Regions from separate parts of the Homo sapiens genome. Here region 1 is linked to region 2. Evidence: read pairs that join two places in POLR2A ChIA-PET (ENCODE). Cell type or tissue: Panc1. All regions are shown on one strand. Region 1 has its middle 37 kb from the start of LINC02539. Region 2 has its middle 27 kb from the start of PERP.

The links. ChIA-PET counts read pairs that join two places held together with the same protein. Peaks named below come from ENCODE experiments on the same cell type or tissue, not always from the same donor. Only the 100,000 strongest peaks of a DNase experiment are listed, where the experiment ranks them.
Region 1: POLR2A ChIA-PET joins it to region 2 with 9 read pairs; 2 of 35 experiments call an interaction of 5 or more read pairs at or near these places.

The regions. Positions count from the first base shown.
Region 1 is chr6:137,773,960-137,778,959 of GRCh38, forward strand. No RefSeq gene overlaps it. Among named protein-coding and RNA genes, the nearest start is that of LINC02539, 37 kb to the left of the region's middle. In Panc1, no CTCF peak of the experiment used is centred here; no DNase peak of the experiment used is centred here.
Region 2 is chr6:138,078,201-138,083,200 of GRCh38, forward strand. No RefSeq gene overlaps it. Among named protein-coding and RNA genes, the nearest start is that of PERP, 27 kb to the right of the region's middle. In Panc1, no CTCF peak of the experiment used is centred here; no DNase peak of the experiment used is centred here; H3K27ac peaks cover 3,931 bases.

The DNA of each region.
Region 1 (5,000 bases), 300 kb before region 2:
CTGCACTCCAGCCTGGCGACAGAGCGACACTCTGTCTCAAAAAAAAAAAGAAAAAAAAACAAGAAGTAACATGTACATTTTGCAATTCTCTATGAAGTCAGCTTCCAAGATATTACTACCATCTGCCATTAATGTTCATCTGAGTTATTCCTCATCAGTGCTCTGCAGAACTGAAGGTGACTCACTGAGCCAAAGGCTCTGAGAACCTGAAGCATTTGCATGCAGGGCCCTCAAAGCCAGTGCTGCCAGAGTCTGGACTTTGATGAAGTGAAGAGAATACCTCTCTCCCTGCTGAGTGCCAACACCATTTATATGAGGAGACCCAGTGCCATGCTCTCATCTTAGAGAACTGTCCTTTAGATTCTGTTTGGAGCCCCTCTCCCTAGGACCCAAACTTAAGTTCTTGTGGGCCAGGCCCAAGGGCGATCCGAGTGACAGGTAATGATGATTAGATCCATACTTTCATTCTTTGACTATTGAAGGCCTCCTTGTTTGTGATTCTATTCCATCCATCCATCCTTTCATCCATCCATCTATCTATCCAATCTTCCAATTAGTCATAACAGGTCATGCAATTGGGCTAATATTATTAAAAATTAGCAGAAAGTTCCTAAGTCCCATCAACTGACACCCTTTCAGAGAGCTCTGTCTTTTTTTAAAATTATTTTTATTTTGAGACGGAGTCTTGTTCTGTCACCCAGGCTGGAGTGCAGTGGCATGATCTCAGCTCACTGCAACCTCTGCCTCCCAAGTTTAAGCTTTTCTCCTGTCCTAGCCTCCTGAGTAGCTGGGACTACAGGCACAAGACACCACGCCCAACTAATTTTTTGTATTTTTAGTGGAGACAGGGTTTCACTATGTTGGCTAGGCTGGTGTTGAACTCCTGGCCTCAGGTGATCTACCTGCCTTGGCCTCCCAAAGTGCTGGTATTACAGGCATAAGCCACCCTGGCTGGCCCAGAAAGCTCTGTCTTCCAATCCAGGGAAATAGTGTGTCATCTTGGGGAAGCAGCAAAGTGCTAGAGTCAAAGAAATTCAAACTTATTGGCTTGCTCACTCTCTGTAGGCAAATTATTAACATCTGTGAAATATGGGGATGTTAATTTCCACCACCTCATAAAGTTGATGCAATAATTAGGGATTCATTTGACAAATAATGATCAATTATTAGGTGCGAATTCCTGTAGTCCACCACATCTACCATGTAGCTAGGTCTCAGGTTCAGCCCAATTGCCAATAACACTCTTTTCCTCCCACTTAATATTTATATCTTATTTCCTCATTAGTCATTTATGTAAACTTTACTATTTTTATTCTTTCTGATTGGTTTACTGGCATATTATTATTCTCTATCTTACTATAAAACTAATATTCGAGTCATAATGCTGTTAACTTGTTTGTAATCTCATTAACATAACTGCTTTGGGCTATAATGACCTCATTTTTCTCTTCTTAAAGTGTGCACTCATCATGAATGATTTCATTTATTCTTAGTTCTTACCACTTCCTTCTTGACTTCAGATTGCCTACTGGAATTTTCTAGTTTGTGATTTGTAACTGGGATTACTTACGTGTTCAAACCCAAAGTTGCCAGCCTCCCCTAGGATCTGTTCCTATTATTCTTTTTTTTTTTTTCTTTTTGAGACAGAGTCTCACTCTGTCACCCAGGCTGGAGTGCAATGCCGTGATCTCGGCTCACTGCAACCTCCACCTTCCTGGATGGAAGCAATTGATTCTCCTGCCTCAGCCTCCGGAGTAGCTGAGGTTACAGGCACACACCACCACGTCAAGCTAATTTTGGTATTTTTCATAGAGACTGGGTGTCGCCATGTTGGCCAGGCTGGTCTCAAACTCCTGACCTCAGGTGATCTGCCGCCTCGGCCTCCCAAAGTGCTGAGATTACAGGCATGAGCCACTTGTGCCCGGCCCCTATTATTCTTTTTGTTCTAAGCATCATGTTTCTGACCAGTACAGCATGTCAACTTCCCAGTTTGTGCATAACCTGGACCCTTTCCAGCTTTCCATTGTTCTACAAAGATGGCTCTCTTCCAGGCCAATGGTAAGGGCTGGAGAGAGAAAGGGGCTAGAAAGCCCTCCAGAAGTTCAAAGCCAGTGGATAGAAATTAAAAAGAGACAGATATTTAATTCAACATGTGAAATAACTTTCTTAACATTTTTGTTTCAAAAGTTGAATAGGGTATTCCAGGAGATGCTGAGGTCCTTTTACTGTACTGTTCGAGCTGAGACTAAAAGACCATCCTATTGAGTGGGAGAGGACGAATAAAACAGTCTCGGAGCTTCTATGTTTCCGGTTACCTCTTGGGACAATGAAGAACCAGCTCCAACGACAGCGAGGAGACCAACCCTTTCTTGTTGCCTCTTTCTTTCTCTCCATCCTAAGGAGAGGCTCTTCGGGGACAAGAAGTAGAGAAGAGAAGATCACTGGAGAAGGGTGTTAAAAGGAGGCTTCCGGCCAGGCACTGTGGCTCATGCCTATAACCCCAGCACTTTGGGAGGCCGAGGTGGGCTCATTGCTTGAGCCCGGGAGTTCAAGACCAGCCTGGGCAACATGACTAAACCTCGTCTCTACAAAAAACACAAAAATTAGTCAGGCATGTGCCTGTAGTCCCAGGTATTCAGAGGTGAGGTGAGAGGATCACTTGAGCCCAGGAGGTCGAGGCTGCAGAGAGCTGAGATGGCACCACTGCACTCCAGCATGGGTGACAGATCGAGACCCTGTCTTTAAAAAAAAAAAAGAAACTTTCTTCATTCTTATTTTTACCTTATGATTTCCACAGGACTAAAAAACTTTCATTAAGTAATTTCTATAGGACTAAAAGAGCCCCAGTGAAATTTCTATTTGGGAGCCGAAGATTTACATTCATATCCGTCATCATTAAACAAATATTTATGCAATGCTGGCAATGTGAAATGTCTCATGGAGACTAAATGAGGGATTAACTGCAAAGGACATAGCCCAGAACAGCATATAAACAACAAACGGGAGTTCCCTTTGGCCACCAGGGCCGTGCTGGTACGTCACTCTGGAAACGTTCTGTTGTTTCATTTGAGGATTAGCAAAACCCCTGTCTCCGTTCTGCTTCTTTGTATTAAAATGAAAAGCTCCTCTGTTCTTTAACGTATTATGTTCATAGCATAATAAATATCTGCAACTCAATTCATGGGTGTTCTGTATCCGCATTCTGCGGCCCCCCTCTGAACAGTGAGGAAGCATTTGTGTGTGTTCTTCCATGTGTTCTAGATATAAGATTACTTGCCCCAGGACAAAGATTATCTTTGGATTTGCTTTAAGTCTAGCACAGAGCCAAATATATGAAATGTTTATAAAGATGTTCATAAAAATGTCAAAGAGGGGACTTTCCTTCATGCAATGCTTGTCATTTTTCAGCCTTATTTTAGTTATAGGTGAAGAACAAAGTGTTCAATCAATTTGCATTCCCGTTTGTACTGAAGAAAAAAAACTGCATGTAAGGACATAAATGTTTGACTAGTTGTACGTGAAGAACTCTTATCTGGAAAGGAAGATGACAATGCTAATGATGAATTCACGGAGGAAATGCATTAGATAAAGCAGATTGTCATCTTTTGTTTCAAATCATGAAAGGGATAGGGGACATGCCTAACCATAGTGTGTCAACCAGGAGGGTATTTTACACGTTCTTAGATATGATATTAGTGATTGAGACTGTTTCCCAGCAAGGCGTAACCACTGATTATTACCAAAAAAAAGTTCAGCTTTATGATAAATGTACTGTATGAACTCTAGCATCTCTGCTGCAATTGTTTCTTTGTGTGCAGCACAGCTATGATTAACCTTATTGCCTGGCTACCTCCTGGAATATTATGAAAGTCAGTGATGTGATATTAGCAAAAGACATCCAACTCTTAGTCTTCAGCTTCAAAGAAAAGCCTGAGCCATCAGTGACAAGAAACAGATGGTCTTACTGAAGGGCAGAGAAGGAGGCTGCAAAATCTGTGGTGAGAATGTCAAGCGAGAGGTTCCCAAAGCCCCCTCATTCTGACATCTCAGAAGCCTGTCTCTCATTAAGAGACACATGAACCCTTAGTTGGTGCTCACCCTGAGGCTTCTCTGCTGTCTCTGTCCTCCTGGCCATCCTGCAAGCTTCCTGGCTTTGACCACAGGGTCTTTTTTTTTTTTTTTTTTTTTTTTTGAGACAGGGTCTCTCTCTGTCACCCAGGCTGGAGTGCAGTGGTGCGATCTCTGCTCACTGCAACCTCTGCCTCCCAGGTTCAAGGGATTTTCCTGCCTCAGCCTCCCAAGCAGCTGGGATTACAAGCATGCACCACAATTACTAGCTAATTTTTTGTGTTTTTTAGTAGAGATGGGGTTTCGCCATGTTGGCCAGGCTGGTCTTGAACTCCTGATCTCAAGTGATCTTCCTGGCTCGGCCTCCAAAAGTACTGGGATTACAGGCATGAGCCACCATGCTCTGCTGACCACAGGATCTTATGCAAAACCATGAAGATGGAATAACTTTTCTTGTGCCTCTTTCCGTTTTCTCTCTTTGCATCCTTATCTTCAGTTTTAGAGCCCAGTGCAAAATGATAATGTGGAATCCCATGTTAGAAAATTAAGAATTTCAAGATGGTGACTGACAGCAGAGTGTTAAACTGAGCATGAGGTCCTGTTAAGTGTGGGGCCATATGTGAATGATCTGGTGGCATGCCCATGAAGGGGGTTTGCTCCCACCCCTTTACCAACAGGCCTTCAGCCTCCATGAGAAGTCTCTTCTTGGCTGGTCCAAGGGAAGTGCCTACCCCATAGTGCCCCAGACAGTCCCATTCTTAATTTTTCTTCCTTGGAACCCTGCTCTCTGCCCCCACTCAGCTGAGTTTGTATGTGATAAGATGCTGATGTTGGTATTCCGTAACGATGGAATAATAAGGTACAAGGAGCTGGCATTTTAACTCACTCTAGAGTCTCTGGTAGAAGGATTTCTAGGACAAAATTCTATAGGA
Region 2 (5,000 bases):
AAGAGCCAAAACCCATCCGTATGTCATCTTTAAGAGACTCATCTCATGTGCAAAGATACACATAGGCTCAAAATAAATGGATGGAGGAAAATTTACCAAGCAAATGGAAAACAGAAAAAACCAGAGGTTGCAATCCTACTTTCTGGCAAAACAGACTTTAAACCAACAAAAAGTCAAAGAACACAAGGAAGGACATTATATAATGGTAATGGGTTCAATTCAACAAGGAGCGCTAACTATGCTAAATATATATGTACTCAATGCTGGATCACCCAGATTCATAAAGCAAGTTCTTAGAGAGACTTAGACTCCCATACAATAATAGTGGGAGACAGATCATTGAGACAGAAAATTTCCAAAGATATTCAGGACCTGAACTCAACTCTGGATCAAGTATACCTGATAGATATCTACAGAACTCTCTATCCAAAAACAAGAGAATATACATTCTTCTCATCGCCATATGGCACTTACTCTAAAATTGATGACATAATCAAAAGTAAAACTCCTCAGCAAATGCAAGGGAATTGAAATCATAACAGTCTCTCAGACCACAGCACAATCAAATTAGAACTCAAGATTAAGAAATGTACTCAAAAGCACACAACTGCATAGAAATTGAACATCCTGCTCCTGAATGACGCTTGGGTAAACAATGAAATTAAGGCAGAAATCAAGAAATTCTTTGGAACTAATGAGAACAAAGAGACAACATACCAGAATCTCTGGGATGCAGCTAACAGTGTTAAGAGGGAAACTTATGGCACTAAATGCTCACATCAAAAAGTTAGAAAGATCTCAGGTTAACAACCTAATATCTCAACAAAAATAACTACAGAACTAAGAGAAAACAAACACCAAAGCTAGCAGAAGACAAGAAAGAATCAAGATCAGAGCTGAAATGAAGGAGACAGACACACAAAAAACCCTTTTAAAAAAAATCAATGAATCCAGGAGCTGGCTTTTTGGAAAAAAATAATAAATGAGATAGGCCAGTAACTAGACTAATAAAGGAGAGACGAATCAAATAGACACAATCAGAAATGATAATGATGGGGTATCGCCAGTGATCCCACAGAAATACAGATAACCATCAGAGAATACGATAAACACCTCTATGCACATAAACTAGAAAATCTAGAATAAATGGATAAAGTCCTGGACACATAACACCCTCCCAAGACTGAATCAGGAAGCAACTGAATCCCTGAATACATCAATAATGAATTCTGAAATTGAGGCAGTAATAAATAGCCTACAAACCGAAAAAAAAAGCCCAGGACCAGATGGATTTACAGCTGAATTCTACCAGAGGTACAAAGAAGAGCTGGTACCATTTCTACTGGAGCTATTCCAAACAATGGAAATGGAGGGACTCCTCCCTAACTTATTCTATGGGGCCAGCATCATCCTGATACTAAAACCTAGCAGAGATACAACAACAACAAAATTCAGGCCAATATCCTTGATGAATATCTATGCAAAAATCTTCAATAAAATACTAGCAAACTGAATCCAGCAGCACATCAAAAAGCTTATCCACCACAATCAAGTTGGCTTCATCCCAGGATGCAAGGTTGATTCAACAAACACACATCAATAAATGTGATTCATCACATAAACAGAACTAAAGACAAAAACCACATGATTATCTCAATAGATGCAGAAAAGACCTCTGATAAAATTCAACATTCTTTCATGTTAAAAATTCTCAATAAACTAGGTATTGAAGGAACATACCTCAAAATAGTAAGAGCCATCTATGACAAACCCACAGCCAATGTCATATCGAATGGTCAAAAGCTGGAAGCATTCCCTTTAAAAATAAGCACAAGAAAAGGATGCCCTCTCTCACCACTCCTATTCAACACAGCATTGGAAGTTCTGGCCAGGGCAGTCAGGCAAGAGAAAGATATAAAGCATATTCAAATAGGAAAGGAGGAAATCAAACCTTTATTTGCAGATGACATGATCCTGTATCTAGAAAACCCTATAGTCTCAGCCCAAAAGCTTCTTAAGCTGATAAACAACTTCAGCAGTCTCAGGATACAAAAAGCAAGTGCAAAAATCACTAGCATTCCTATACACCAACAACAGGCAAGCAGAGAGCCAAATCATGAATGAACTCCCATTCACAGTTGCTACAAAAAGAATAAAATACCTAGGAATAGACCTAACAAGGGAAGTGAAGGATCTCTTCAAGGAGAGCTACAAGTCACTGCTTGAGGAAATCAGAGAGGATATAAACAAATGGGAAAACATTCCATGCTCATGGATAGGAAAAATCAATATTGTGAAAATGGCCATACTGCCCAAAGTAATTTATAGATTCAATGCTGTTCCTATTAAACTACCATTAACATTCTTCACAGAATTAGAAAAACTATTTTAAAATTCATATGGAAGCAAGAAAGAGGCTGAATAGCCAAGACAATCCTAAGCAAAAAGAACAAAGCTGGAGACATCATGCAATCCAACTTCAAACTATACCACAAGGTTACAGTAACCAAAACAGCATGGTACTGGTATAACAGACACATAGATCAATGGAACAGGAAAGAGACCTCCGAAATAAGACCACACACCTACAACCATCTGATCTTCAACAAACCTGACAAAAACAAACAATGAGAAAAGGGATCCCTGCTTAATAAACAGTGCTGGGAAAACCAGGTACTCAGGAGTCTCAGGCAGGAGAATTGCTTGAACCCCAGAAATGGAGGTTGCAGTGAGCTGAGATCATGCTACTGCACTCCAGCCTGGGTGGCAGAGTGAGACTCTGTCTCAAAAAAAAAAGACCTAGAGGCAGAAATACAATTTGACTCAGTAATCCCATTATTGGATATATACCCAAAGGGATATAAATCATTATAAAGATACAAACAAGTGTATATTCCTTGCAGCACTATTCACAATAGCAAAGACATGGAATCAACTGAAATGCCCATCAATGATAAACTAGATAAACAAAATGTGGTACGTATACATGACATGGAATACTATGCAGCCATAAAAAGGAATGAGATCATGTCCTTTGCAGGGACATGGACAGAGTTGGAAGCCATTATCCTCAGCAAACTAATGCAGGAACAGAAAACCAAAAACTGCGTGATCTCATTTATAAGTGGGAGTTGAATGTTGACAACACATGAACAAATGGCAGGGAGCAACACACACTGGGGTCTGTCGGGGTCAGGGGAAGGGGGGAGGGAGAGCATCAGGAAGAATAGCTAATGGATGCTGGGCTTAATACCTAGGTGATGGGATGATCTGTGCAGCAAACCACCATGACACACATTTACCTATGTAACAAACCTGCACATCCTGCACATGTAGCCCTGGACTTAAAAGTTGGAAAAAAAAAAAAAAAAACCTGTTTCCTATACCCTCATGGAAAAAGATTAATATTTATATATAAATATAGAAATAAAAAATAATTCTGTTTTAAATATTATTTTATTTTTAATGTTAAATGATTTAATATCTTTATTGTGGTAAAATATAAATAAGCTAAAATTTACCATTTTAACCACTTTTAAGTCATTTCCAGTGGCATCAAGTATACTCACAGTAATGTGCAACCATCACCACTATCCCAGAAAGTTTTTGATAGGCAAAAACAGTACATGGAAGGTCATTCTTGGCAGAAAAAAAGAGGAAGCATGGAGAAATGAAATATCAAGCAAATGCAAAACGTTGGCTATAGGCAGAATGTAGAATGCAGTAATTGCATGTGTGCATGACTCTGTGTGTGTATGTGTGTGTGTGGAGGACAAGGCAGTGGTTGGGAGAGGAGTGAGAATTTGAACAAATGGGTCTAGAAAAGCACATGGGGTCAGGTCATGGAGGGTTTGTAAGCCACATTACTGAGTTGTAATTTTATCCTCTTATCTTTTTTTTTTTTTTGAGATGGAGTCTCACTCTGTCTCCCAGGCTGGAGTGCAGTGGCACCATCTCGACTCACTGCAACCTCCGCCTCCCAGGTTCAAGCGATTCTTCCGCCTCAGCCTCCTGAGTAGCTGGGACTACAGGCGCGTGCCACTACACCCGGCTAATTTTTGTATTTTTAGTAAGGATGGGGTTTCACCATATTGGGCTGGCTGGTCTCGAACTCCTGAACTTGTGATCCGCCCACCTCGGCCTCCCAAAGTGCTGGGACTACAGGCGTAAGCCACCGTGCCTGGCCTCCTCTTATCCTCCTAAACCTCTTGGCCCACGTCTGAGACCCCATGGCCGTAGTGGACAGCTCCTACACACTCTCCAGGCAACTGTGACTCTGACTCTTTGCCTACGGGATTTGAGCACCTTGCTCAGCCCATGCATGAGACCCCTCTGAAGTGCTGAGAATTTGATGCCCTAAGAAAGTTAAACCATTACGGGACAGAGGGCAGTTGATAAGGGCTCCAGCTTCTGCATGTCTCATGAGACAGTTCTACATGGTTGCTCAGGGACTCCCTAGCAGGATTGAGCCCCAGTTGTCCACAGGAGCAATCAGCTCATTAACATACACTGTATTGGTTTTTCCCCTTTTCCTATATCAATCAATTTCCTCACCTCTCATCTGAATTCCTGGGATTACCTCCCAATATTGCCTGTGCCCACATACTATCCTTGCCTCAGGTTCTGCTTTGGGAGAAAATCCAATATAGACAAGTGGTTCCAGAAGTAATCTCAGGATTGATCCTGCAGTTGGCTCACTCCAGTCAGATGCTAACACGAGCTGCACTCTTGCTGGTGAATGTAGCTGTGAAAACTCCTGTAGGCTGTAGCATCACAATCACTGAAATGCTCACCAGGGTTGGATTGGGGTAGAAAAGGAAGCACCAGCTTATATGATCTCCATAGCACTTGAAAGATATGGGGGCAATGGTAATGGTAAGAACTGTGGAGTTGCTATAAAAGTGAATAAAAGACTCAGGTCAACCAACCATCAGCTCACTGTGGCACACTGTGAAAGGCAGAGGTCCTCCATGGATGCATTTAAACAGACCATTACCTCC